Linked DNA regions of Homo sapiens: region 2 is linked to region 1. The links are chromatin loops, found by intact Hi-C in ENCODE. Cell type or tissue: Calu3. All regions are shown on one strand. Each heading gives the region's core, and the rest is flanking DNA. Links, peaks and the distances in the headings are about the cores only. Region 1 overlaps TUBB6 (tubulin beta 6 class V). Region 2 overlaps CIDEA (cell death inducing DFFA like effector a).

Region 1 (11,149 bases), core at 2,199-10,198:
AGGTGGCTAACATTAGTGACCTCTTACATCAGTTTCAGGTGAAGAAGCTGTTAACAGAGAGAGGTCAGGTAGCTTTGCTTAGGGTCATACAGTGGGTAAGCAGCACAGCCAGGGTCTGACCCAGGTGTCCTGCCTGCAGAGCCCTGGTCGTTCCCCTCTCCCTGAGCCTGTGTGGCCCTGTAAGGCAGCTGCGGAGGGCTGCCGAGCACTTGGTGGCCGCTGTGAATCGAGAACTGTTAAATGTCAAGTGCATGCTGGTTACTGAAGATTCAGCATGAAGAAAGGAATGTAAAAAAACCTCAATCATGTTTTGTGTCGTCACATGTTGAAATAATATTTTGGCCAAGAACTGTGGCACATGTCTATAATCCCAGCACTTTGGGAGGCTGAGGTGGGTGGATCACTTGAGCCCAGGAATTCGAGACTAGCCTGGGCAACATGGTGAAACCCTGTTTGTACTAAAAATATAAAAAATTAGCCCGGCATGGTGGTGTGCATCTGTAGTCCCAGCTACTTGGAGGCTGAGATGGGAGGATCACCTGAGCCCAGGAAGTTGAGGCTAGAGGCTACAGTGAGCTGTGATCACGTCACTGCATTCCAGCCTGGGTGACAAGTGAGACCCTGTTTCAGGGGGAAAAAATATATATATATAATTATATATTATATATATAATTTTATATATTATATATTTATAATATATAATATATATTTATATATTATATATAATCTATATTTATAATATATAATCTATATATTTATATAATTATATATCATATATTTATATAATAGATTATATATTAGATTATTATATATATTATTTATTATATTATCTATTATTATATATATTAGATTATTATATATTATATATATTATATATATAATCTATTATATAATAGTTATATAATAGATTATAATCTATTATATAATAGTTATATAATAGATTATAATCTATTATATAATAGATTATATATTTTTATATATTATTAATATATTTTATATTATATATAATTTATATAATATATTTATATAATATATAATATATTATAGTATATAATATATTATATGTTATATAGTATATGTTATATATAATATATATTTTTTATATATTGGATTAAATTATTGAAATGTAAGTGATCACCCACAACTATGGTGTGTGTGTGTGTGTGTGTATAAGCAAATTGAGAATTAAAAATGGCCTAAGAATGAATCCTAAAGCTTTTTTCCCTTACGTATATGCAGACAATATATTTTTAAAATCAGAGCATTATAGTATTCTGGTTTTCTAAACAATCCTAATCTTTTAGAGATATAGACAAAAAATATATATATATATATGGATAAAATGATATGACATCTGGGATTTTCTTAAAAATAATCTAGAGAGCTGAAACAAGAATGTTTCTAAATTGATCACTGTTGATAGTGGTTACATGGGGATTATCCATTCTTTCCACTTTTGTACCTATTTGAAGCATTTTATAATAAAATTTTTAAAAACTGAAAAGACAAAACTTTCATAATTTTATATCTTTAAAAACATAACATTTATTGCAAACTACAAATAGATTAAATTTCAGAGTAAGGAGTTATCTCAAGAAATAAGTCTGGCCAGGTGCAGTGGCTTATCCCTGTAATCCCAGTACTTTGAGGGGCTGAGTTTGAGACTAGCCTGGCCAACATGGTGAAACCCCATCTCTACTTAAAATACAAAAAGTTAGCTGGGCGTGGTGGTGGACGCCTGTAATCCCAACTACTGGGGAGGCTGAGGCAGGAGAATCACTTGAACCTGGGAGGCGGAGGTTGCAGTGAGCCAACATCGCGCCATTGTACTCCAGCCTGGGTGACAGAACAAGACTCTGTCTCAAAAAAAAAAAAAAAAAATCATTTTATGAGATCAACTTATAATTTAAACTGCTTAATTTTCTTTACACTAGGTATATGATCTAACATAAACACTGTTCCCTCTTCTCATGATACCGTCACACTTCCATGTGTGTACTCCGGTAGGGGTCCCTTTTTCTGTAGGCTGTTAAAACGTGTAATGTCAAATTTATGGTCCAGCTGTAACAAATGAATAGAACTTCAAAGTAAACTACTGTCACATTAACCTTCCTGCCTTCATTTTGTATCTCTGCCCTTGTTTTATATATATATATATATATATATATATATATATATATATATATATATATATATTTATTTATTTACTTTTAGACAGACTCTCCCTCTGTTGCCCAGGCTGGAGTGCAGTGCCTCCATCTTGGCTCACTGCAACCTCCGCCTCCTGGGTTCAAGTAATTCTCCCGCCTCAGCCTCCTGAGTAGCTGGGATTACAGGCAGGTGCCACAACGCCAGGCTAATTTTTGTATTTTTAGTAGAGACAGGGTTTCACCATGTTGGGCAGGCTGGTCTCGAACTCCTGACCTCAGGTGATCCGCCGCCCCAAAGTGCTGGGATTACAGGCGTGAGCCATTGCGCGTGGCCATATATTTTTTATGTACCATTTAAAAGAAACTTTAGACAAAGTAAATTTAACAGATAAGTTTATTTGAGCAAAGAACAGTTTGGGAATCGGGCAGCCCTCAGAATTAGAAGTTCAGAGCTCTGCTCCGGCAGCATGAGCAGCAAGCTTTTGTAGGCTGAGCCTAGAAGCAAAGAAAGAAACTGCAGTCATGTGTTGCTTAATGATGGGGATACGGTCTGAGGAGTTTGCTGTTAGTTGATTTTGTCGTCGTGCAGGCATCAGAGTGCGCTACACCTGCCGCACACCTAGGCTGTGTGGTGTGGCCTATTGCTCCTAGGCTGCATACCTGCTCGCATGTGACTGTACTGAATGCTTCAGGCCATTGTAACACAATGGTATCTAAACACATCTAAACATAGAAAAGGTACAGTTAAAATAAGGTATTATAATCTTACGGGACCACCATCTACATGGGGCCCATCATTGACTGAAACGTTGTTAGCAGTGCATGACTGCTCTTAGCGGTGCATGACTGCTTGATTGGCTACTGCTGGGCATTTGCCTTATTTGTGTGGTCCAATGCATGGTCCCAAGTTCTGCCACAGTTGGCTGGTTGGCTGTTTATGATTGGTAGAAGCTTAATTTGAAGTTAGTTACAAAGAATGCCTCTAGGTTAAGTTCCAGTTTGTGTATGGATGGGTTCTGGGTACAGAAAAAGCCCTAAGCTGATGGCTCCTGCCTAGTCTGTTTTTTTTTTTTTGAGACCGAGTCTTGCTCTGTTGCCCAGGCTGCTGGAGTGCAATGGCGCGATCTCGGCTCACTGCAACCTCTGCCTCCTGGGTTCAAGCCATTCTCCTGCCTCGGCCTCCTGAGTAGCTGGGCTTACAGGCACCCACCACTGCGCCTGGCTAATTTTTGTATTTTTAGTAGAGACGGGGTTTTGCCATTTTGGCCAGGCTGGTGTCGAACTTCGGACCTCAGGTGATCCGCCCACCTCGGCCTCCCAAAGTGCTGGGATTACAGGTGTGAGCCACTGCACTTGGCTGCCTATTCTGCTTTAATGCACATAAAAAGATACATTCTTATCACCTCAGAAAAGCAAACGTAAGATGCTGTGCACACTGAACATCTTGTTTTTTTAATTGAAGTGTGTATCTCTGAGATGTATATAGAACATACACAGCCTCCTCCTATTTTTTTTTGTTTGTTTGTTTTGAGAAGGAGTCTCGCTCTGTCGCCCAGGCTGGAGTGCAGTGGCACAATCTTGGCTCACTGCAACCTCCGCCTCCCGGGTTCAAGTGATCCTCCTGCCTCAGCCTCCCAAGTAGCTGGGACTACAGGCGCACACCACCATGCCCAGCTATTTTTTTGCATTTTTAGTAGAGACACGGTTTCACCCTGTTGGCCAGGATGGTCTTGACCTTGTGATCCACCCGCCTCGGCCTCCCAAAGTGCTAGGATTACAGGCGCGAGCTACCGCGCCCGGCCAGCTTCCTCCTCATTATAGATGGTCAGCATTCATTGTGCAGATGTGTGGAAATATGTCTAGTATGGAAATGTATCCCTTACAGATGGACATTGGTTGCTTTGATATTTTGCACATCTTACTCTAAAACTATGCAACCTTATGTATGAGACATCTTTTTCATTGGTCTTAAATCCTTTTTTGGAATGGGGTCACCTGTAAATAAAAAATTAATATTTCTGAATAGACTTTGCTGAGTAACTGTATTTAATGAAAATTGTTCATATTTCAGGTTGCTCTTCTGTTGTTAGAAAAAGAAGTATTAGATAAGAATGATATGGTTGAACTTTTGGGCCCCAGACCATTTGCGGAAAAATCTACCTATGAAGAATTTGTGGAAGGCACTGGCAGCTTGGATGAGGACACCTCACTTCCAGAAGGCCTTAAGGACTGGAACAAGGAGCGGGAAAAGGAGAAAGAGGAGCCCCCGGGTGAGAAAGTTGCCAACTAGAGGCCCAGAGGGAGGCCATCTCAGTCTGTCCACTGTGGTTTCAGCTGGTGCATTATTTCAGCTGTGGCTTTCAGAAGAATGGGAATGCTGCGCTGATTTTAGCCAGCCACTGGCCCAGCTGAAATGATGGGGAAAGGAGTCCTTAGTCCTTTCAGCCTCAGAGGTCACAGTGGGTGGCAGGTGACTTTCCGGAGGCCTTGAGGGAAATGCACACTGTCCCATAGCCTCATTGGGCTCCCAGACGTGCTGGAAAGGTTGAGCCCAGAGTGGCCGAGGCTGGACCCTGTGGCACCAAGTGGGGTCGGCTGACCGTGTGGCAGGGATCGTTGCACTGGACTCTTGGCGTGTGGGAAGGGATGCTTTCTCTTTGTCGCCCACTCTTCATTCCTGTTTCTCCTCAGTTCCCCTGTGCAGATGGGCTGTGAAATTAAATTGGAGTCTTGATAAGAACATTTTAATTTGACTTAATATTTTAAAGATTGAATCCAGATCACTTGTTGCTGTCTTAATGGAATGGTTTTCTACAGGAGCTGTAACATACTTAAAAATATGAATGTATTATGTAAATATGGCTTCTTTACATAAAAAATAAAATGTCAACACTGTACTTTTCTGAACACACATAGGGTCCCTATTTATGCTCTGGATATTTTTAGAAAACATAATGGCAAGAAATTAAATTTTCTTGCTTTTTAGAGGAGAATCCTTCAAAATCTCAGCCTCGCTGGTTCTCATTAGCTCCCACAGGAGGTTGGAACCTTCTAGAGTTATGTGTCCTGTAAAGATGCACTGAGCTCTGGATATAAAGTACATGGGTCCTGAGGGGTTAGTCATGGCCTGAATCTGTGATAACCACCCCAGTGCAGGTCCTCAAGAGGCCAGTCATGGCCAGATGTTGGCCACACCTTCTGGGTATAGAAGTTAACGTATAACTGTAGCGGGCCTGGCAGGCTGACCTGAGCCGTCACCTGGATTTTAGAGAAGGAACAGTGGAACTAAGCTGGAGTCCCCTGGGCCCTGGCTCTCTGGGGACATCTCAGGAGTGGTCTGACTGGTAAGCTGCTCCTATTGTCTATTGAAAGGGAGTTATTGGTTATGTGCTTCCAGAAAAGTGAGTCTGTAGTGTTGCAAACCTATATCAAAATTCCTTAAAAAAGATGGCATGAGGAAGATTTGCTATGTCTTCTATCAATTGCTGTTATTTGGACATGGAGGAGACACTGGCATTTTTAACTATTTACATTTTTAGCAGTCTGTTTTAGCATTATTCCAGCTTGCCTTGTGTGGTGTTGATGTTGTCGGAACAGTGGCTTTAGAATTAACACAATCTAGTGGCATCCCTGCCATGGCCCCAGGCCATGCATGCTCCACCCATGGCTACTTCCCAGCAGCCTGAGATACCCACCTGTCCCCGGCAGGCCGTGGAAGCAGCTGTTTGGACTCCACAGCTCAGCATGCCAGGAGAACAGGCGCCCCCTGCTGGACCTTTGCACCTGCAGGCATTGCCACACTGGCCACTTCCTTTCCTCATAGGGTGTTTTTGGGAGGTGCCCAATGAAGCATTGTTTCCAGGCTGAGGCTCACACAGTTGTGAGGGTGCTGGGTGTGCTTTTTACCATACAGGCAGTAGACGATTAGGAGACGCTCTCTACTCCTTATCCAACCACTGCAAGGCATGGAGCCAGCGTGGGCTGCCCTCTCACAGGCCTTGGCTGTGAGACCTCCCGGGGGACGAGAGTGGGGCCCACTGTCTGTCAGGCTTGATACAGTAAGAGTGACAAAGCCAGATAGCACCGACAACACCCATGTTTCTGGTGAGGTGAGCAACCTTAAGCTCTGGGCCCTGGATGGCTGCTCAACCTGTGCAAGTGGCCCTCTGTGCTAGGAGCAACCGTGGCTCCCTGTGCCACCATCTTGTGGGGCCTGCTCATGCATAGATCTTTCCACGGTCACACAGAACATGTTTTCAGGACAGATGTGGGTGGTGAGCTGGTAAGATTTATTTTTACTGTGGTCTCAGAATAGTTCAGATTTCTGCAAAAAGATCTGTGATCACCTCAAGCCATGCTGCTGTGTTTAGTGATGAACTTTCCATCTGCCCAAGGCTGGGGCTTAACACAAAATAAATACAGCTAGTCAATGTAAGGCCTGGGATCACAGACCAAGGGTGGTGTTGTGGTTGTACTGTGGGGAACCCTAACCCTAAGTGGTCCCGAATGACAAAGCTTTGTCTGTCTCTTATTCCCTGTCCAACACAGGTCAGAGTGGGCTCTGCCCAGGATGGTCACTCAGGAACCTGGACGGGTGGACAGGAGGGATCGGGGGGGCTGCCCACGTGGGAGGCAGAGCAGGAGGGCTGGCACTGGCACATGACGCTTCCACTCGGGGGTGACACACTATGCCCATTCTTATGGCTAGAGCAAGTCCCACGTTCACAGCTTCAAGAGGGCAGGAAGAAGTAAAGCAAAAATATTGTCAACAGTGAGGTCTGTACCAGGCACTAGCAGGGCTACTGTGCGTGCCCCGTGGAGTTTATCTTTGGAAACTCCAAAGGTGTGGCCGGTGGTAGAAGCCATCAGGTGTGATGGGTCACAGCAGAAAAGGGCCCATCCCTTCCATGCAGGGCTGGCTGTTGGCACCCCAGCTCCCACCCAGCACCCCTGGCTTTGTCCGGAGGCCTTTTGGGGCTGTTTGTTCCCCTACAAGGTTGGGGAACCCTAGCCCAGGACCTGACTTGGGAAAATGCAAGATCCTGTGGGAGTCTAAAAGGTGGCTGCGGATGGAGGAGGGGCTTTTGTCTGTACTGCATTGCCTTCCAGCTAGCAACAGTTTTGGCTGCCCCCCTTAAAGCCTCCATTTAAAGAAGAGCCCTTTCCTCTGTTGTTTTCGTGAACTGAAGTGGGGAGGAGTTCACCCCAGGGAGAGACCAGTGACCCAAGTAGCCATTGTAACCATACAAAGTAACTTACGTCATTTATGCACATGGCTAGAGAGATGAAGACACACGTTTAGTATTTTATTATGAATCATTATTTCAAAGTCCCATACTGCATATTCATATAAGGCAACACGGCACAATTTCAGGCTTCATCACAAAGGATGAAAAAGACTGTTTCTAACTCCCTCCTAATTTGCAGACATGCTTGAACACTTAATGGAAGGTGAAGTTTATTTTGTGGCCCCTCAGTTCTCTTTCAAGTCCTCTAGTAGAAAGTCTCCATGGTGTGATCTTCTGACTGGGTAGAACCCGCAATTCTCTGCTGTTTTTAGTCTTTGTTCCAGATGACTAATTACATGACTTGGCTGCATTTGTGAGGGGCCGACACCAACACAATTAAACCAGTGCACCATTCAGGGCCATAGGGTAGGAGGCACCAGGGTTCAAGAAGGAACTTGCGTGTTGTAGGATCTGAGTTGGGGCGGCTCTATTCCGACTATCCATCGATCTCCTCTTCCTCATCCTCAAAAGCTTCCTCCCCGTCATTGGCGGTGGCATCCTGGTACTGCTGGTACTCGGATACCAGGTCGTTCATGTTGCTCTCCGCCTCGGTGAACTCCATTTCATCCATGCCCTCACCCGTGAACCAGTGCAGGAAGGCCTTGCGCCGGAACATGGCTGAGAACTGCTCGGAGATGCGCTTGAACAGCTCCTGGATGGCCGTGCTGTTGCCGATGAAGGTGGAGGCCATCTTCAGGCCGCGGGGCGGGATGTCGCACACGGCCACCTTCACGTTGTTGGGAATCCACTCCACGAAGTAGCTGCTGTTCTTACTCTGGATGGCCAGCATCTGCTCGTCCACCTCCTTCATGGACATGGGCCCGCGGAACACGGTGGCCACGGTCAGGTAGCGGCCATGGCGCGGATCGCAGGCGGCCATCATGTTCCTGGCGTCGAACATCTGCTGGGTGAGCTCGGGCACGGTCAGGGCCCGGTACTGCTGGCTGCCGCGGCTGGTGAGCGGCGCGAAGCCAGGCATGAAGAAGTGCAGGCGCGGGAAGGGCACCATGTTCACCGCCAGCTTGCGCAGGTCAGCATTGAGCTGGCCCGGGAAGCGCAGCGAGGTGGTGACCCCACTCATGGTGGCGGACACCAGGTGGTTGAGGTCCCCGTAGGTGGGCGTTGTCAGCTTCAGAGTGCGGAAGCAGATGTCATAGAGCGCCTCGTTGTCGATGCAGTAGGTCTCGTCTGTATTCTCCACCAGCTGGTGCACCGACAGTGTGGCATTGTAGGGCTCCACCACCGTGTCCGACACCTTGGGCGAGGGCATGACGCTGAAGGTGTTCATGATGCGGTCCGGGAACTCCTCACGGATCTTGCTGATGAGCAGCGTGCCCATGCCTGAGCCCGTGCCGCCGCCCAGCGAGTGCGTGAGCTGGAAGCCCTGCAGGCAGTCGCAGTGCTCGCACTCCTTCCGCACCACGTCCAGCACTGCGTCCACCAGCTCCGCGCCCTCCGTGTAGTGCCCTTTCGCCCAGTTGTTCCCTGCACCCGTCTGGCCTGCAACAAAGAGAGTCCCGTGCCGTTTAAACAGGAAAGGGCTGCGCCATCACCATGCTTGGTCACCGACAAGGAGGGTGTGAAGTGATTCCATGATGTGCTGTTAGCCAAAGGGAGGGGCCGGGGAAACAGGCACCCACCAACGGTGCAGCTGAGCAGATGCACTGGTACGTTTTTAGGCAAGTCAAAGTAGCTACTGGTCAATTTTAAAGATGTATATACATTTTGACCTGGTTGTTCCATGTTAAAGAGGTAATTCTTGCACATGGTAGAATTCAAAGGGAACAAAAGGTATACATTAAAAAAATAAGTTACTGGCCGGGCGCCGTGGCTCATGCCTGTAATCCCAGCACTTTGGGAGGCCGAGGCGGGTGGATCACTTGAAGTCAGGAGTTAGAGACCAGCCTGGGCAACATGAGGAAACCCCATCTCTACTGAAAATACAAAAATCAGCCGGGCGTGGTGGTGGGGAGCCTGTAGTCCCAGCTACTTGGGAGGCTGAGGCAGGAGAATTGCTTGAACCTGGGACCTGGGAGGTGGAGGTTCTAGTGTGCTGAGATGGTGCCACTGCACTCCAGCTTGGGCGTCAGAATGGGACTACAGCTCAAAAAAAAAAAAAAAGTTCTCTCCTTTGGGCTTTCTGAATCTTATACTGTACTATGTATAAGTATTTTCTTTTCTTTCTTTCTTTTTTTTGGAGACGCAGTCTCACTCTGTCGCCCAGGCTGGAGTGCAGTGGCGCAATCTCGGCTCATTGCAAGCTCCGCCTCCTGGGTTCACGCCATTCTCCTGCCTCAGCCTCCCGTGTAGCCGGGACTACAGGCGCCTGCCACCACTCCTGGCTAATATTTTTGTATTTTTAGTAGAGACGGGGTTTCACCGTGTTAGCCAGGATAGTCTCGAACTCCTGACCTTGTGATCCGCCCGCCTCGGCCTCCCAAAGTGCTGGGATTACAGGCGTGAGCCACGGCGCCCGGCCCAAGTATTTTATTTTTAAAACTTGACACTTTTTCATGTTAATGGAGCCCCTCATTCATCATCCAGAATTACTGTTGCAAAATGTTTGCAGAACCAATTATTTATTCTGCCCCTATAATTAAATACTAAGCACAGGAAGTAATTCCTGCCCTCAAATTGTTTCCAGGCCAGTTGAGAAAAGGAGCTTAATATGTCTGAAAGACTTCTGTATTTTATGCAGAGTTCAAGTAACAAGAAAGAGACCTAGTCTGTTTTCTGCATAATGGTGCTTTTTTTTTTTGAGACGGAGTCTTGCTCTGCCACCCAGGCTGGAGGTGCAGTGGTGCGATCTCGGCTCACTGCAAGCTCCGCCTCCCGGGTTCACACCATTCTCCTGCCTCAGCCTCCCAAGTAGCTGTGACTACAGGCACCCACCACCACGCCTGGCTAATTTTTTGTATTTTTTAGTAGAGATGGGGTTTCACCATGTTAGCCAGGATGGTCTCAATCTCCTGACTTCGTGATCCACCCACTTCGGCCTCCCAAAGTGCTGGGATTACAGGTGTGAGCCACCGGGCCAGCCCCATAATGGTGCATTTTTGCCAGACAGGCTTATGTATATCTTACTTTACCTAAAAAAAATTGAATCTGAAAGATTGGCTCTTAAATTTAAAATCCTATTTTTCATTTTATCTCATTTTAAAATGGATTATTTCACTAGCAGAAGCATTTTTTTCCCAGCTGTAAAAATTACACAGGTTTGTATGTCCATATGAACAGATGCACGTAGGAGTGGGAGGAACTAATTTTTGTTTTTGGTTTTCTGGGCACTACGAGTTTCATATAATGCAATGGCTTTCATACATTGCTGTGAACATCTGTATTTATTTATTTAGAGACAAGGTCTCGCTCTGTCACCCAGGGTGGCGTACACTGGCACCACCCTAGCTGACTGCAGCTTTGAACTCCTGGGCTTAAGTGATTCTCCCACTTCAACCTCTTGAGTAGCAGGGACTACAGGCACATGCCACTACACTTGGCTAATGAACATTTGAAAAAACTAGATACTAGATACCTCTCATTTATTTTAAAGTTAACATCTATTATTTTTCATAAGTCAAATAGTTGCATATGATATAATTTTAATTTCTGGAAACAATATAATCACTTTAAAAAACTCTTCTTCTGTTAAATGTATTGATAGAATATATTAAAAATCAGAAATAATTCCAATCAGTTGAAGTTGATTCTTTT
Region 2 (11,149 bases), core at 1,156-9,155, 49 kb after region 1:
CAGACCCACAGCATGTCTGTTTCCTCTCTTTGTTTATCTGTCCTGGACCATGGAGGAAGCCAGACCCATTGCTCATCTGCTTTATCTCTTTGTTTTCACCTGGTGCCACCAACCTGACTCCTTTTTCCTCATTAGGACTCTGCAGATTGCATGGTTTTCTTTCTTTTTTTTTTTTTTAAAAAAAAAAAAGAGATAGAGTCTTACTCTGTCACCCAGGCTGGAGTACAGTGGTGCAGTCATAACTTACTGCAGCCTCAACCTCCTGGGCTCAAGTGATCCTCCTGCCTCAGCCTCCCAAAGTACTGGGATTACAGGTGTGAGTCACTGTGCCCAGCCTTTGTAAGTTTGAGGTCTAACCACATACCAATGAGGCAGGTGTTGGTATATGGCTTGAAAGTGATCCTGCCTTAGTTGTCTTCCCACATGTCATTCCCATGAGCTGTGTGTACAGTTGTGTGACTGTGCGGGCTGGGAAGTCTGAAATCTGCAGGGAGGCTGCAGGCTGGAGCCCCGGAAGAGCTGATGTCGCAGCGCCACCCGCAGGGCTGTCTGCGGGCAGAATTCTTTCTCTAAGGGGATGTCAGTTTTTTCTCTGAAGGCCTTCAATGGACTGGATGAGGCCACTCCCTAATGGGCAACCTGGAGGGCATGTGCTTTACGTAAAGTCCACAGCTTTAAATGTTAGTCTCATCTTCAAAAATATCTTTCACAGCAACATCGGGATTGGTGTTTCACCAGAAACTGGGTGCCGTGGCCTGGCCAAGTGGACACGTAAAGTCACCATCACGAGCAGTAACATCACAATGGCTGGGTGCGTGGGGGGCTGTGGAAAAAACACTGCTTTTTCTCTCTGCTTTCACTCTCAATACAGAGTATTTCACCTTAGGGCACCGAAATGCGTGGGGATTTCTCTCCACAGACAACCCGTTCTCCAGCAGACACCAGCTGAGTGTCCTCTCATTCAATTCAACTCTGACACAGTCCTCTTGGAGACAGCATCAAACACCACGGGCTGAGAGCTCAGTCCTCAAGGCTGCCCTCACTTTTCACGCCCATTGCAAGCCCCAAGCTGTGACAAATCTCAGTTCCCCTGATCCCCGGCTTGGGGGTGGTTAATTTGCTAGGGTAGCTCACAGAACTCAGGGAAATCCTTTCTGTATGTTTAGCCTTTTATTATGAAGGATATTACAAAGGACACAGATGAAGACACTCATGGGGAAGGCATGTGGGGCAGGGCATGGAGCTTCCGTGGTCTCCCTGGACACCACGATCTCAGAGCCTGTACGTGTTCACTCTCTGGAAGCTCTTTGAGCCCTGTAGCTTGGGGATTTTTCTGGAGCCTTCATTACATAGGCACAATTGATTACCTCATTGGCCACTGGTGATTGATTCAAACTTCAGCTCCTCTCCCTTCCCCAGAGGTTGGGGGATGTGGCTGAAAGTCCTGACCCTTTAATCACAGGGCTGGTTCCCTGGCAACCAGCCCCTATCCTGAGGCCATGCAGGAGCCCACCAAGAGTCTCCTAAAATGATGCTCCTGGCCAGGCGCGGGGGCTCATGCCTGTCATCCCAGCCCTTCTGGAGGCCAAAGCAAGTGGATCGCTTGAGCCCAAGAATTTGAGATCAGCCTGGACAACATAAGGAGACCTCATCTCTACAAAAAATAAAAATGATTAGCCAGGCATGGTGGTGTGCAGCTGTAGTCCCAGCTACCTAGGAGACTGAGGTGGGAGGATCACTTGAGCCCAGGAAGCTGCAGTGAGCTGTGATCACACCACTACACTCCAGCCTGGGTGACAGAGCAAGATGCTGTCTTGAAAAAAAAAAGAAAAGATGCCCCCATAACCCAGGAAATTCCAAAGGATTTAGGAATTCTGTCAGCCATTCCAATCACTCAGGAGATTACAGATTTTAGGAGATCTATGTCAGGAATGGGGGCAGAGGCCAAAAACGTATTTTTTATTATATCACAATATCACAGGGGTCCTGGTACCCTGGCCTGGCCTTGGAGTGGCAGGGAGAACCTGGCTCCCAGCAGTGGTGGCCTGAAGCCTTCTTGCAGGTGGGCTGGGGGAGTTGCCGCAGTGACCTTCACAGACTGGCCTCCGACAGTCATAGCCAGTGGGCATCTCAGGGGAGGCCTGGGTGGGACACAACTCCCCATAGTCGGAGTGTGTCCCCCACTGCCTTGGCACATGAGCCCCTGGGGCATGAAGTGGGGGAGACCACTCAGTGGAGTGGAGGCTCAGAATAAAAGGCACTGCACTGATCATCAGATTTTAAAAGCAATAGCTCATGCCCATAATCCCAGTCCTCTGGGAGGCTGAGGTGAGAGGATCACTTGCACCCAGGAGTTGGAGAGCAGCCTGGGCAACATAGTAAGATCCTGTTGCTAACAACAAAAAAAAAATCTAAAAAAAAAAAAAAAAGATGATGAGCTGGGTGTGGTGGTGTGCACCTATAGTGTCAACTACTTGGGAGGCTGAGGTGGAAGATACATTTAAAAAAATGTTATGTTGGCCAGGCATGGTGGCTCACACCTGTAATCCCAGCACTTTGGGAGGCCAAGGTGGGTGCATCACCTGAGGTCAGGAGTTCAAGACTAGCCTGGCCAATGTGGTGAAACCCCAAAAATACAAAAATTACCTGGGTGTGGTGGCACGCACCTGTAATCCCAGCTATTCAGGAGGCTGAGGCAGGAGAATCGCTTGAACCCAGGAGGCGGAGTTTGCAGTGAGTCGAGACCACACCATTGTACTCCAGCCTAGGCAATAAGAGCGAAACTCCATCTCAAAAGAAAAAAAAAAAGTTATGTTGATTTTGCCACAATACAATAAAATCTTGGGGAAGACAGAGCTCTCCTCCTGGCCCACTGGGACTTGAGAGCTGGCTGTCAGAGCTGGAGGGCAGGCAGGTAGCCCCATGGCCTCTGCTGCTGGAGGGGGCCTGGTAATTCTAGCAAGGAATAGCTGTCCCCGTGGAGGTGATGGTAGAGAAAGGTGCTGGCCACAGTTTTCTTTCCCTACAATTTATAACACAGGAGGGAGTGGGAGCCAGGAGACCCTGTGTGGGGACAGTGCCATCCTGGGTGGAGGCCCACCCCCACATGTGGCTTGATGAGCCGCCCCCACCTCATCACATGAGGAGAAAGGAGAACTTCCCTTTGGGGAAATGGACCCCCGTTTTAGAATCCTAGTCCTGAAGAGGCCTACGCCATGGCTTTGAGCTGGGCTCCTGACCTGGCGGGTGGTGACAGTTTCCTTGGGGTGCAGGAGAAGGGCAAGCTGTGGCTGGCCAGCTGAAAAGTGCTGGCTGGAAGAGGGACCGTGTTTACATTTTTAAAATCTGGGCCAAGAAAATCTGTCTGGGAATGGAGTTCCTGGACCAAGTCGATTGGATCCTGATTTTATGGATGAAGACAGTGGTTTGGGCTGTGAAGTCTGGTCACTACAGGTGATTTTAGCCAGAGTCTGTCTCTGGCCATGAGATCATGGCTCTTAGAGCATTTCATTCTGATGTCCTCAGTTCATCCCAGGCCTGCACTCTGTTCCCTGCTGCTGGCAGAAAGTGCTCCTTGAATCTAGCCTACGGATCATGTGGCAGAAACACACCAGGACGCATGCGCGTGGGATGCTCATGGCAGCTACCTGTGTTTGTGCGCCTGAAAAAGAGGTCATAGGAGTGACGTCCAGGTCCATGTAGTGACTGCAGGAGCATGAAACCTGGGCTCATGGGAACCATTTCTTTTTTTCTGAATTGTGATTCTAGAAGTGAATAATTTCCAATTCGAGCTCTTCTGCTTGGCCCCATCAAAGACACACAGACGAACACTCAGCCCCTGAAGGGACACACACGCCACCCTGGGGGTTCAGCTGAAGGCTTAGGTGGAGGCGGCATCCAGGCCTCACAGGGTCCAGGCCCTGAGCCCGCTGGAGTGCCTTGGCTCTCCCCACCCACCCTCACCTGCATGGGGCACATCCTGGTCTGAGCTAGCGGGCTAAATGCAGATGATAGAGAAACTAAGATGAGAACGAGAAAGTGTCACATTTGGAGTGCCTGTCACCTAATCCGAACCAGAGACAAGACAGCCACGCCTGCTGGGACCCTTCCCCTAAGGGAGTGGGTTTCAATTCCACCAGTCTCCTGGCCAAGGGCCCACTGAAGACTTTGACAATAGCAAAACCAACCTTTGCTGCCTCCTCCCTGAGGCCTGGAGCCTCCCTGAGGGTTCTGCGAAGAGGCTGCTCTGTCCCGGGCCACTCCGTGAATCATGGGCACAGGAGACAGGGCGGCGGTGGCCGCAGCTCCTTCAGAAGCTCCCAAATGCCAAGAGGTCCTTCTGAATGTCCTCCCCTTTCCCATGGGGAGAAGGCCAGCCCGTCCCTTCCCCAATTCCTCCCTTCGAACAGGTTGGGCCCCCACAGTTTCCCCACCATCTGGACGTAGGCCTAGGGCCTCTCAGCGAGTGAGGGCAGGGGCTGAGTCAACAGGATCAGGCACTGGAGTGAAAATTCCTTTTTTGGAAGCCAGGCAGTCACTGCCCAGGCCGGTGGAATCCTTGGGAAGTGACGCAAGCCCAGAGTCAGTGAGAGGCAGGAGTGAGCGCCCCTCGGCCAGGCCGGCCACACGCCTGGCTACAGCCCTCCTCCTCACCTCCTCTCCTGCTGGCCCGAGGTGGGCAGGGCGGTCAGGAGCTCCTTATATAGGAAATGTTTTGAAGTCACAGCAGACGGCCTGTGCCTGAACACTCTTTGTAACCCTCGCTCTACCAGCAGCGCAGCTCATTCTGGAAGGCAAGAAGGGATAATACTGAAAGTGCCTGTTTTTTTCGCAGTGTGAAAGAAGAGCCTGTGCTTTGAGGAACGCCACCTCCTTTCCTTTTGTCTGTCCTGCTGTGGGGCCTGGCCCAGCTTCTCCAAGAACTGGCTCAGACACAGTGAGAGCCCAGGACTCAGCGCCGGTCACGGGGCCTCTCAAAGGGGACTGCAAACTGTCTGTGAAGGGAGGACCATCCCTGCCGGGAACGGCTGAGCAGCAGCTGGGAGCCCCGGGAAGGGGGTAGGGGAGGGGAGAGTTTTTCTTCCTCTAGGGTTCCGGGACACACTGTGGTGTCTTTCTGTGGCCAGAGTTGGTGGCTAGGGAAGGAAAAGGCCTCCAAGGCATCATTTCTTAATCAGGAAATATTTTTCTTCTAGCATCTGTTCCCCCTGATTCTAGGAACAGCACCCTATTTCTCTTTGGGGTGGCTCCAGGACTCAGTGTGTGGCCCAGCCTGGCAGAGCCACCAGCTGCTGTGTCTGCAGCATGAGGTGTAACCCAGGACATCCAATGGGGGGACAAGGTGTAGCCCAGAGCTTCCTGCTGCAGGGCCTGAGGTCTGCACTTGCTTCCACTTGAGGGGGTCCCCCCTCCCTGCAGGGAATCAGATCCAAGAGAGTGGGAGACAGATTCTTACAATGTTGTCTGATTGCCTTCGTCCAGCTGTGCCTGCAGCTAGAGATCCCAGCCACGGACAGGAGGTTCCTCGCAGCTGAGCCAGCATGAGGCACAGCTCCACCTTGGCAACGCGGTGCCCCACCTGGCTGCAGGCAGAATCTGCAGCTGAGGGTGCAGCAGTTGTTTTTTGGTTTTTAAGAAAAAGGCTGGGCCGGGTGTGGTGGCTCACGTCTGTAATCTCAGAACTTTGGGAGGCCCAGGTAGGAGGATTGCTTGAGTCTAGGAGTTTGAGACCAGTCTGAGCAACATAGCAAGACCCCATCTCTACAAAAATAAAAAAAACTAGGGGTGGTGGTGTGCACTTGTAATCTCAGCTACTCAGGAGGCTGAGGTGGGAGGATGGCTTGAGCCCAGGGAGGTCGAGGCAGCAGTGAGCCGAGATCAGGCCGCTGTACTCCAGCTTGGGTGACAGAGCTAGACCCTGTCTCAAAAAAAAAAAAAAAAAAAAAAGAAGAAAAAGAAAAAAGAGGCTGAAAAAGTAAAGTCCTTTCACTTTCACAAGTGAAAAAGTAAAAAAGTCCTTGAAGACCTCCACAATTTGAGTCCTTCAGTGTGAGGGCCCCTTTGAGCCTGTTAAAAATCCATGTTTGAAAAAAACATACAATAACATTTTGCAGCTTGTTATTTTTGTGGCACTAATAAAGACTTATGAGAGATTATATCTGTTAGCAGAATATTCCTGGATGAGTTTTGCTTCTATATAAAGTTTTTTTTTTTTTTTGCTGTTCTGATAGTTTTGTTTTGTTTTGTTTGCTTTTTGCTCTTCTGAGAGATAAAGGAGACACAGGAAGTGTCACACATCTTGAAGGTCATTCTTGCGATGGGTTTATTGCAGGAGATGATGGACCAAATGGCTCTGACACATGCACACGCTCCTGGGCACGCCTGCTGCGTGCTCGCTTCCCATGACCCCCAGGGCCCTCTATGCCTCCCCCCCAGGGCACCCTGCCCACTGCCCCCACTTCATGTACCACCAAGCCCTTTCCTTTTCTGGGCACCACTCCTGAGCAGCGTGACCAGCGGCCTCCAAGTGCATGTGGCTCAGAACATAAAAGCATCTTCAACATTCGTCATTGAGCCAAACGAAACACAGTGTTTGGCTCAAGAGCCGGCGACAGCCTGCATCCCTATCCACACGTGAACCTGCCCTTGGCTTGTGACCGGAGGGATGGCCGCTCTTCCTTGTCATCCAGCACCCGGAGCATGTATGTGCCCAGATAGATGAGAAACTGTCCCGTCACCTGGGCGGAGTAGGACAGGAACCGCAGCAGACTCCTGTGGCAGAGGCAGATGGGGAGGCTTTAGCTTGGGATTTTGGGCCAGTGAGAAACAGACAGGATGGGAATACTTCACTCCCCCCACCAAAAGGCACTCGGAGGAGGCCAGGCTGACATTTAGAGCATGGCTGTCTGACTCTCAGAGTGCACGTGTCCCAGGGCTGGCACAGATGCAGCTGCCGTGGCAGTGGGTCTGGCCAGGAGCAGGTCTCTGTGAGCTCCCTGAGGACCCCCTTGCTGCTGGCCCAAGACCACCGCAAGAAGCACGGCTCCCATGAGCCACCTGAAGTGCGGCCTGCTTGTTGAGTGGCTGGCAAGCTCTGTGTGGAGCAGATGGCCGCACCCGCACAGGTGTGCTGTGTCCTGGGCTTCGGCTGCTGGGCTGTTCTAGGGGCCCTGCTACTGAAATCCCTTCCCTTCCTAAGGTAGTAGCAGGACATTCAGCAGTGACTGAGCCCATGGGGATGCGATAGCCAAGCCTGGGCAGCTGTCTCATCAGGAGGGCCCACTGCCCCCAGCACCCACAACAGGGTCCCTAGCAGGCGGTGCCTCCAGTGTGGGGGCTGTCGTGAGTTCCATGGCTGCTTGTGGTGTCATCGGATTTATCAGAGAATACAAATTAGTAACAAGAAGGCTGAACTTGTCTTTCAAGAAAGACTTTGTGGCCAGGTGTGGTGGCTCATGCCTATAATCCCAGCACTTTCAGAGGCTGAGGTGGGAGGATCGCTTGAGTCCAAGAGTTGGAAGCTGCAGTGAACTATGATTGTGCTACTGCACTCCAGCCTGGGGGACAGTGTGAGACCCTCTTTCTTAAAAAAAAAGAAAAAGGGCCTGGAATGTGGTTCATGCCTGTAATCCCAGCACTTTTGGAGACCGAGGTGGGTGGATCACCTGAGGCCAGTAGATTGAGACCAGCCTGGCCAACATGGTGAAACCCCGTCTCTATTAAAAATACAAAAGTTAGCTGGGTGTGGTGGTGCATGCCTGTAATCTCAGCTACTTGGGAGGCTGAGCCACGGGAATGGCTTGAACTTGAAAGGAGGAGGTTGCAGTGAGCTGAGATCGTGCCCCTGCCCTCCAGCCTGGGCAGCAGAGTGAGATTCCGTCTCAAAAAAGAAAAAAAATAAGAAAAGAAAAAGAAAAAAGATTTCACTGAGGTGGAATTTTGGGTGAGGTTAGCTTTCTTCATCTTACCTTTTTCAGTTGTTGTAACTCTCTTGCCTAACTTTTAAAATCCAAGTGTAAAGCTATTTTCTCCTAACCCGGCAAAAAGGAAAAGACAAAAAAAAGGAAGCTCTCCTGGGAGTCAAGACTCCAACACTATGACAGTGACTGTAGTTTAGAGTCAGCCACTGATGGCTCTGAATGGGAAACTGAGGCCACAGAGAAGCCACACACCCTGGCCCACCTCAGGTGAGGCCAGGAGACCTCTGAGAGGAGGGCATTTCCCCTTTGCTGTGCTCAGCACAAATCAGAGCAGTTGTCAAGGCCACGGGGGACGGAAACAACACCCTCAAAGAGAAACGGGCGGCCCTGCCCACAGGGACGTGCAGGGGGCACTGGAATGGCAGCAGCTGCAAAACTTTTCGACTTGAAGACCTTTCTACTGCAATCAGCCACTCTCCCATCCACTCCCTCCACAGAGGTTAGTTCTTTAAGGATCAACGGTAAATTTACTGGAGTAGAAGTAGGTGTAGTTAGAGCCCTGGCAATCATAAAGAGCTTGGAAGCAACCTTTTCATTTTATTTATTTTTTGTTTGTTTATTTATTTATTTTTGAGACACAGTCTTGCTCTGTCACCCAGTCTGGAGTGCAGTGGTGTGGTTATGGCTCACAGTGGCGGATCTCAGCTCACTGCAACCTCCGCCTCCTGGGGTTAAACAATTCTCCTGCCTCAGCCTCCTGAGTGGCTGGGATTACAGGCATCCGCCACCACGCCCAGCTAATTTTTGTATATTTAGTAGAGACAGAGTTTCGCCATGTTGGCTAGGCTGGTCTCGAACTCTTGGCCTCAAGTGATCTGCTGACCTTGGCCTCCCAAAGTGCTGGGATTATAGGTGTGAGCCACCATGCCTGACCAACCTTCTCATTTAAAGATGATAAAAGCAAGGCTCAGAGAAGTTAAGGAGTCTGTGAAAGGTCACACAGCTGATTCCTTAGAGCAGGGACTGCTGGTGTTTCTCTCAGTCCCAGGCTCAATGGCAGGGGTGGCACCCAGTTATGGGGCAGGAACACCCAGGAAGGCTCCTTTTGATCACATGGAATTTGTTTGAATGGGTCTGGGGTATGGCTGGATCAGGAGTCTGTCTTCTAAAAGTTCTGTTTCCTGGGATGCTGTGCAACCAGCCTGGCCTTCGTCTTTGGGATGACGGTGCCCTGGCATTATGTGGAGAGGACACACGCCCATGCCACATTACTGGTAAGGCTGAAGTTATCAGGAGTACAGGAGATACATGCAAAGGCGTGTGATTCACCAGGGTCTAGGTGACCGTTCTGTACAAACCCGGCCACGACCTCCATGGCTCTGGTTTTAGTCATCATCACCTAGAATTAAGTGCTCTAGTTCTTAAAATGAATGTGGTTCCTCTTTATATTTATTATTTAGCTTTTGTTTCTAATGAATAGTTAGTGGTCTTTGGAAGAAATAAATCTGTTTTGGCTTGAGATTTTCTGTTGTGTGAGATGAGCCTGTGGGATAAGAGTTGACCTCCAGACAACATTACTCCAACTGCCCCTAACAGTGCTAGCCGGCCTGGGAGCCCAGAGGAACAGGGTGGGGACTGCTGCCTGTGCCACACCCTGTGCAGTCTGCAGACCCCCGGAGGTGACCCCTGGAGTGTGTTACCTCAGCAGGCCCTTGAGTCCCGTGCACCGGATGTCGTAGGACACGGAGTACATCTCATACATGGTGGCCTTCACGTTAAGGCAGCCGATGAAGTCCTTGGGGTTCAGCCTGTACAAGTCGAAGGTGACTCTCGCTATTCCCGACCTCTTCGGCGGCGAGCAAGTGGGGACGTGCTGGCTGCCCTGTGACAATGGGGGGAGGGGCAGGCTTCAGGAGCCTTCCTAACCCTCCCACGTCATCACTCTGCTCTTATGCCAGCTTCAGATTCTCCTATGTGTCTGTTTAAGGTCTGTGAGCGGCTCCGTGGCTAATCGATAGAGAGATGCTTTCAGCAGGACCCATTTGCACACACTACGACTGTGTCCAATTAGCCACGAGGCGTCTGTCCCTGATCTGCCTTCAGTTCCGGACTCAGGGTGAGTCTGGTGTGGCGTCAGGGCCTGGATTTTAGGACCCCGTTGCTCAGTGGATAGATGTGCCCTGATGAGTGGTGGGGACCCACTCGCCCTGGAGGCCACCATGGTTACCTGGTGACAAAAGAATCTCATCTCATCACTGTAACACAGTTATGGTAATGGAGAAGCAGGCAGCATTGGTTCAATTTTATGGGGGCTACTGGGTGGAAAGTACCAGAATCATATGGCTGAAGTGAGGGCAGAGTGGGCACCTTCCCAGAGCACCTCTGTGTTTTAATAACCCCCCAGGGTTGAGAGCGGACTCCATGGGGAAGCCCAAAGCCATGCAGCAGAACCCCTGGGTGGGAGGAGACCCCCCTGGGTGGGAGGAGGAAGTCAGTGACCTCTACACATCCCAGGTTTATAAACAGCACCGGAACAGAATTTTCCCCACAAAATGGTTTAAAAATATGAGAGCAAAGCTGCCCCCAGTACAAATGACAGGCCAGGAGCTGTTCTTTCTGAGTGGCTTGTGCCACATACAGATCTTGCAGCACTCAGGATTCGGGTCTACACAGGGTTACTAGGTCTTGTGAGCCTTCGAGGTTGGGAGCCGCTGAAGCTGTGAATGGTAAATTCACCAATGACAGTGACCTCATGAATGGGAACTTAAAATGTAAATACCCCTAAAATTACCCAAACCCTCCTCGCCGTGGCCAGCCTTCTTTATTCCCCTGTCCCACCATACAGACAAACCCACCTGTGGTTCCAGTTGTAGCCTCTAATTCGGATCATACAGAATTTGTTTGAATAGATCTGGGGTATGTATGGATTAGGAATCTGTCAACTAAAAGCTCTCCCTCCTGTGACACTTTAAAAATATAAGAGAGCAAAGCTGCCCCAAGGTACAAATATCAGGCATTTGTCTTTGACTTGAATTTGTCTTTCAGGAAACATTTTGTGGCCAGGCACAGTGGCTCATGCCTGTAGTCTCAGCACTTTTGGAGGCTGGGGCAGGAGCACCCCTTGAACAGGGCAGGAGGTTGAGGCTGCAGTGAGCTATGATTGTGCTACTGCCCTCCAGACTGGATGACAGAGCAAGACCTTGTCAAAAAAAAAAGAAGGAAAAAGAAAA

Evidence for each region. A loop is a pair of places that touch in the nucleus more often than their neighbours do. Peaks named below come from ENCODE experiments on the same cell type or tissue, not always from the same donor. Only the 100,000 strongest peaks of a DNase experiment are listed, where the experiment ranks them.
Region 2: it touches region 1 in a loop (13-fold over the local background); 11 of 110 quality-filtered maps call a loop at or near these places.

What each region holds. Positions count from the first base shown.
Region 1 is chr18:12,322,856-12,334,004 of GRCh38, reverse strand. TUBB6 (tubulin beta 6 class V) reads right to left here. Exons shown (of 4, transcript NM_032525.3): 4 at 7,389-8,938. The coding sequence ends at 7,875. It overlaps AFG3L2 (AFG3 like matrix AAA peptidase subunit 2), which reads left to right. Exons shown (of 17, transcript NM_006796.3): 17 at 4,222-5,061. The coding sequence ends at 4,440. It overlaps LOC107985154 (a long non-coding RNA gene), which reads right to left and starts at 393. Exons shown (of 2, transcript XR_002958227.2): 1 at 1-393. RefSeq lists a silencer at 5,761-6,055 and an enhancer at 5,590-6,439. In Calu3, for the core only: a CTCF peak has its summit at 5,901 (motif pointing left); a DNase peak (open chromatin) is centred at 5,904.
Region 2 is chr18:12,272,745-12,283,893 of GRCh38, reverse strand. It overlaps CIDEA (cell death inducing DFFA like effector a), which reads right to left. Exons shown (of 5, transcript NM_001279.4): 4 at 9,620-9,801; 5 at 6,299-6,771. The coding sequence ends at 6,624. Among named protein-coding and RNA genes, the nearest start is that of CIDEA, 24 kb to the right of the region's middle. RefSeq lists enhancers at 2,243-6,197, 6,999-7,622. In Calu3, for the core only: no CTCF peak of the experiment used is centred there; a DNase peak (open chromatin) is centred at 5,563.